2 separate regions of the Homo sapiens genome follow, and region 2 is linked to region 1. The links are chromatin loops, found by intact Hi-C in ENCODE. Cell type or tissue: sigmoid colon. All regions are shown on one strand. Each heading gives the region's core, and the rest is flanking DNA. Links, peaks and the distances in the headings are about the cores only. Region 1 has its middle 8.3 kb from the start of ZNF157. Region 2 overlaps USP11 (ubiquitin specific peptidase 11).

Region 1 (2,920 bases), core at 249-2,748:
TCATAGCTCACTGCAGCCTGGAACCTCTGGCCATAAGCCATCTCCCCTCCTCAGCCTCCTGAGTAGCTGGAACCACAGGGGAGCACCACGATGACTAGCTAATTTTGTTTAGTTTTTGTAGAGACAGGGTCTCACTGTGTTGCCCAGGCTAGTCTGGAACTGCTGGCCTTAAGCAATCCTCCCTCCTTGGCCTCCCAAAGTACTGGGATTACAGGCATAAGCTACTGTGCCTGGCCACTTGTGAATATTTTTGTTTTTGTTTTTTGAGAGAGTTTCGCTCTTGTTGCCAGGCCAGAGTACAATGGCATGATCTTGGCTCACCGCAACCTCCACCTCCCGGATTTAAGCGATTGTCCTGCCTTAACCTCCCAGGCACATGCCACCACACCCGGCTAATTTTTTGTATTTTTAGTAGACACGGGGTTTCTCCATGTTGGCCAGGCTGGTCTCAAACTCTTGACCTCAGGTGATCCACCCACCTCGGCCTTCCAAAGTGCTGGGATTCCAGGCGTGTGCCACCACGCCAGGAATGTTAACCTATGTTTTCAACTAAATTTTGTGAAATCTAAGTACAAATCAAGTATTTCTGATGAAAATTTAGCTTTCAAAATTGAGATGTGCTGTCAGTGTAAAATACACATCTGATTTCACAGTGTTATTACCACAAAAAGAATGCCAAATATCTAGGTAATTTTAAAAATTTATTACCTGTTGAAATAAGAATGTTTGGTTAATGTAGTTCAAACAAAGTATGTTATTAAAGTTAATTTAACTTATTTCTTTTCCTTTTTGTGTCATCTGTCTGCAACCTCTCATGTTACATCTCCTCCCTGTCTTCCACTTGGGTTGGAAATTGAGGCTCCTGTTCTGTGTCAAAGTGATTTAGTCTCTCAGGCATTAAGATGCTTCATTCTTAATGATGTAATTTGAACCGCAAAATTATTTCGCCTAGTGACAAGGATGTTCGCATTTCATTGGCCATGGAGACTAAAGCTTGCCTCCCACACAGAGCCATTGGCTAGCTGCACCATCTCTCCAAAGCAACCTCGGGCTGTGCCCCCACCCACTTCAAATACCTCCAGCTGTGCTATTTACCTGCACCCTCCCCGTCAGGCTATGTCCGTCCTGCCCCTTCCTTGCACTGGACAATGGGGACTTCTGCTGATTTACAGATCAGGCAGCCTCATATTGACCTGGGAGACCAGAGCCTGTTTCTTATATTCAGCCATTAGCTAACTGCGCCTTCTGTCCACAGCTTCTCAAGCTAGGCTTTGGCTGCCTCGCTTCACATGGCAACGGGGTTAGTTACTACCTAGTAACAGTTTACCATGACTGCCATAGGCTGAAGAGACTAAAGCCCATCTTCTCGTGCATTCATTGGCTAACTATTTATAGCAACTCAGGTCCCTTTCACCCTGCACATAGCAACAGGGGCTTCTCCCTAGAACAGGCTGCTACTTCATCCCATTGGCCACCAGGAACCAGATCCCACCTCCCCGATGCAGCCACTGGTCAGCTGCACCATCTGTCTACAACTCCCCAGATTTGGTCTAGACAAGAAATCTCAAACTGCTGGTTTCTATGAACTCTGCTGCCACCACTGCTCATCTGGCTGGACCTCGAACTTGGTCATTTGTTATCTAATCCACCGTCAATAACTCCCTTGTCAAAATCTAAAATCTGGGCCCCTGTTAACATTTTCACCACTTCTGGACCAACTTTAAACCCCATCTTTTTTTTTTTTGGTGAGACAGTCTCGCTCTATCGCCCAGGCTGGTGTGCAGTGGCGCGATCTCGGCTCACTGCAACCTCTGCCTCCCGGGTTCAAGCGATTCTCCTGTCTCAGCTTCCCGAGTAGCTGAGATTACAGGCGTGAGCCACCACACCCAGCTAATTTTTGTTTTTTTGGTAGAGACAAGGTTTCACCATGTTGGCCAGGCTGCCCGCTTCGGCCTCCCAAAGTGCTGGGATTACAGGCGTGAGCCACCACGCCCGGCTTCCCAGCAGTATTTAGTCTGACCTCAATCTAGTGCTCTGATAACTCTTCCACCATCACTGCCTTTCTGCAGCTTAGCATTCAGCCTTTAACTATTCCCCCAGCAATACCCCGCTGACCTGAAGCCTGAATCAGGCCTATTCATTTTTCCACCGTCAATACATACTAGGACTGATCTCAAACTTCACCTCTGTGAACTCTTCCAACATTAATGACCTTGATAAAGACTACCAAGGTCACATCCATAGTCGCAAAAGAGATGGGTTTATTAACCTGCTGCGGCAAGGAAGACCACGCCCCACAGGAACTGTGGGGATGTCTCACCTAAGGTAACTTAACTTGTTCCAGTTTGCCCAGGACTTTCCTGCTTTTAGTACTGAATGCCCTTGTCCCAGTAAACCCTATTCCTGGGCAAACAGAGTTGGTTGATCACCTTAGTGTCAATGAACAAAGGAAGAAATGGGATTAGTATAGGATATAGGAGTGGAGTTTAGGTAAAGTTTAAATGAAGCAGTGTTTTGACAAGCCCAAAGCAAAGGAGGTTGGTATGGAAAAGGATTAACATTAGGTTCAGACTGTGAAGCAGACCTAGGGTCCTTTTTCTTTAGAAACACAAAAGAAGCTGGGCGCAGTGGCTCACGCCTGTAATCTCAGCACTTTGGGAGGCTGAGGCAGTTGGATCACCTGAGGTTAGCAGTTGGAGACCAGCCTGGCCAACTTGATGAAACCCTGTCTCTACTAAAAATACAAAAATTAGCTGAGTGTGGTGGCACATGCCTGTAATCCCAGCTACTCGGGAGGCTGAGGCAGGAGAATCGCATGAACCCGGGAGGCGGAGGTCACAGTGAGTGGAGATCACACACTGCACTCCAGCCTGGGCAACAGAGCGAGACTCTGTCTCAAAAAAACCCACAAAAGATAGGC
Region 2 (2,920 bases), core at 223-2,722, 120 kb before region 1:
CTCTGCTGTCATGGGTATTATCATGAAGCATTTTTGCTAAACTCCACTTTGTTAATGCTTCTCTAGTAAGAGCAAAGCATCTCAAGGTTCTTTATTGCTGTCCATTTTCCATTTTACAGGGGTTTGCTTAAGTGGCCAGGATATATGTGTTTATAAAGCATTTTGAAGTCATGGACTAACCCCAAATCATATATCTTGTATCAGTATTAATATTTGCACCTTCTGTCTTTTGTCAGCTGGCAGATTTGGGTGAGGGTAGTTAATTAATTTGGTCATCACAACTGATTTAATTTCTGGGAGAAGCTTGTATTTTAAGGCAAATTCAAATCTGTAATAATATAGCCTCCTTGGAAATTTTCACTTTTTCCTTTTGTGGGATGAACCATCTTCAAACACAAATCAGACACAAGAGAAAACTAGAAGACAGAAAATAAAGAATTGTTTAGCAACTTTTTTCCATAAGCACATATTTCATATCATTTCAACAAATTTGAGGAAGCACGAATAAACCTAAGTGACTTTAGCAAGATCAGTTGTACCTGTATATACTGGCAGCAAGAAACTAGAAAATTAAAATTTATGATACCATTTATGATAGCATCCAAAAAATTGAATACCCAGCTGTAAATATAATAATTTGGGTGTTATTGATACAGACCATGACACCTTTGTTGTGACTGCCACCTGGCCTGACAGAGATTGTGAGACATCCTGATTTCAGAGATGTTAACAATGATTTTTTTAAAGTGTCTTTGACTTGAAGCAATATGGTAATAATTTTCTGTGAAAAATTATGTAAAATGTCAGTCCTCTATGAAATCTATAGAAGTTCAGCCTGTGACCAGGTCTGGAAGTTTTGCTTACCACTCTACAGCGTGATTTTAATGTTATTTTTTGTTCAAAATCTGCTCTTAAAAAGAAGTTGAGCAGTGCCTACCTTTGCATTGGAAGGTACTGTTAACTATAGCTTTACTGAACAAATTAACTTCATAGACTGGCTATGGAGGCAAGTAAAGCCACAAAGGGTGGATGGTGGTGTGTGGGGTGCAGGGTTGGGTCTGAGCATTGAGCCACCGGCACAGAAGGGTTTGTTTCCCTGGTGTGAGTGATATGGGGCAGGGTCTGTGGGGGTCAGTGCAGCAAAAAAACAAAACCAACAAAAAACCCACAGAAATGTTTGCCTATCTAGGTGACTTGTGACTATTCCAAGATTTGTCTGTCCCTCCATCCTCCCACCTCTCTGATCCTTTCATGAACAAGGGAAAGTTGACATTTTAAAGAATCACATTGATGAGGTTAAATTGGGAGAATCGCTTGAACCCGGCAGGCAAAGGTCGCAGTGAGCTGAGATTGTGCCACTGCACTCCAGCCTGGGCGACAGAGCAAGACTCTGTCTCAAAAAATGATAATAATAATAATGAGGTTAAATTGCTTGAAAACCAGCCAATATAATGTTATGTGCATTTCATCAAATTTGGTTATTTTTTAAAAAGCATTTATTTGAGGCTGCTCAGTATTTGGGATAGCCTTTTATGTGTCAGAAATGCCACAGCAGAACAGGTGTGTGTGTATGTGTGTGTGTGTGTGTGTGTGTGTGTGTGTGTGTGTGTGTTTAGGCAGGAGGAGGTTTATGTCTGTGAGCTTTTATGTCCAAGTCCTGAAGTCCAAGCTGTCAGAACAATGACAGCTAAAATTCATTTAGCACTTATTATATGTCAAGTATTTTCCAAACTTCAGGATTTCTCACAAAGGTAGATTTCAATATAGTTCTAAATGGTTATCCTTGTAGTACATATAAGTTTCACCTTTAAAAGAGAGCTAGTTGAACTGTATACTGAAAAATGCTTGATGGTAAGTTTTATGTTACATGTTTTTATCACAGTTTTTAAGAGAACCATAAGCTCAGGAATTTACTATAAAGCCAAAGTAAATTCTAAATTAAAAAATGATGAACAATAGCAATATGCAGTTCTTTTTTTTTTTTTTTTTTTTGAGATGGAGTCACTCTGTCGCACAGGCTGGAGTGCAGTGATGCAGTCTCGGCTCACTGCAACCTCTGCCTCCAGGGTTCAAGTGATTCTCATGCCTCTGCCTCCCAAGTAGCTGGGATTACAGGCACGTGCCAGCACACCTGGCTAATTTGTTGTATTTTTTAGTAGAGACGGTTTCACCATGTCAGCCAGGCTGGTCTTGAACTCCTGACCTCAGGTGATCCACCCGTCTTGACCTCCCAAAGTGCTGGGATTACTGGCGTGAGCCACTGTGCCCGGTCTTTTTTTTTTTTTTTTTTTTTTTTCAGTATGCAGTTTTTGAAGGAAAACCTTATGATTCTTTTTAGCATTTTAAATTCTTTGCTCCTTTTAAAAGCAGATTTTTCACCATTTATCAAATCTAGTTCTTAGCTGAAGAATTATGCTTCCATTGATAGATCCTTTAGAAACAAACACATAATGAATGGCTAAAGCCTTATAAAATTAGCTGCAGATGGCACATATCTTGAGCCTAACTTAACTGGGTTATCCCACAGACTAATTCAAATGAATCATCTTTTATTCTATAATAAAACCTCATGTTTCCTAGCACTATAAGTATGGATTTTTTGTTGGTTTGTTTGCCATTGTTAACCACATTTTCTGTTTTTAATCAGATTTCTTTTTTAATACTAAGAAGTTATCTAACATACAAATCTGAGTTTCACTGAATAAATTTTGCTTCGAATTTATTTTTATATGATGCTGAAACTTTTCATCTTAAATTATAATGTGTCAATACTTTCAGTCTGTTGGGCATGGGAAGTTGTATAGCTAACCCTCAGCTACCCATGTAACACCCTTGTTACCTGTCTGGGCCCCAGGTTCCTTGTGGAGAAGCACTGGTATAAGCAGTGGGAGGCATACGTGCAGGGAGGGGACCAGGACTC

What was found. A loop is a pair of places that touch in the nucleus more often than their neighbours do. Peaks named below come from ENCODE experiments on the same cell type or tissue, not always from the same donor. Only the 100,000 strongest peaks of a DNase experiment are listed, where the experiment ranks them.
Region 2: a loop joins it to region 1, with 4 times the contacts of the local background. A loop is called at or near these places in 16 of 110 quality-filtered maps.

Annotation. Positions count from the first base shown.
Region 1 is chrX:47,360,817-47,363,736 of GRCh38, forward strand. No RefSeq gene overlaps it. Among named protein-coding and RNA genes, the nearest start is that of ZNF157, 8.3 kb to the right of the region's middle. RefSeq lists an enhancer at 1,060-1,259. In sigmoid colon, for the core only: no CTCF peak of the experiment used is centred there; DNase peaks (open chromatin) are centred at 1,035 and 1,465; H3K4me3 peaks cover 770 bases; H3K27ac peaks cover 634 bases.
Region 2 is chrX:47,236,216-47,239,135 of GRCh38, forward strand. It overlaps USP11 (ubiquitin specific peptidase 11), which reads left to right. Exons shown (of 21, transcript NM_001371072.1): 2 at 2,855-2,920. Among named protein-coding and RNA genes, the nearest start is that of USP11, 4.7 kb to the left of the region's middle. In sigmoid colon, for the core only: no CTCF peak of the experiment used is centred there; no DNase peak of the experiment used is centred there.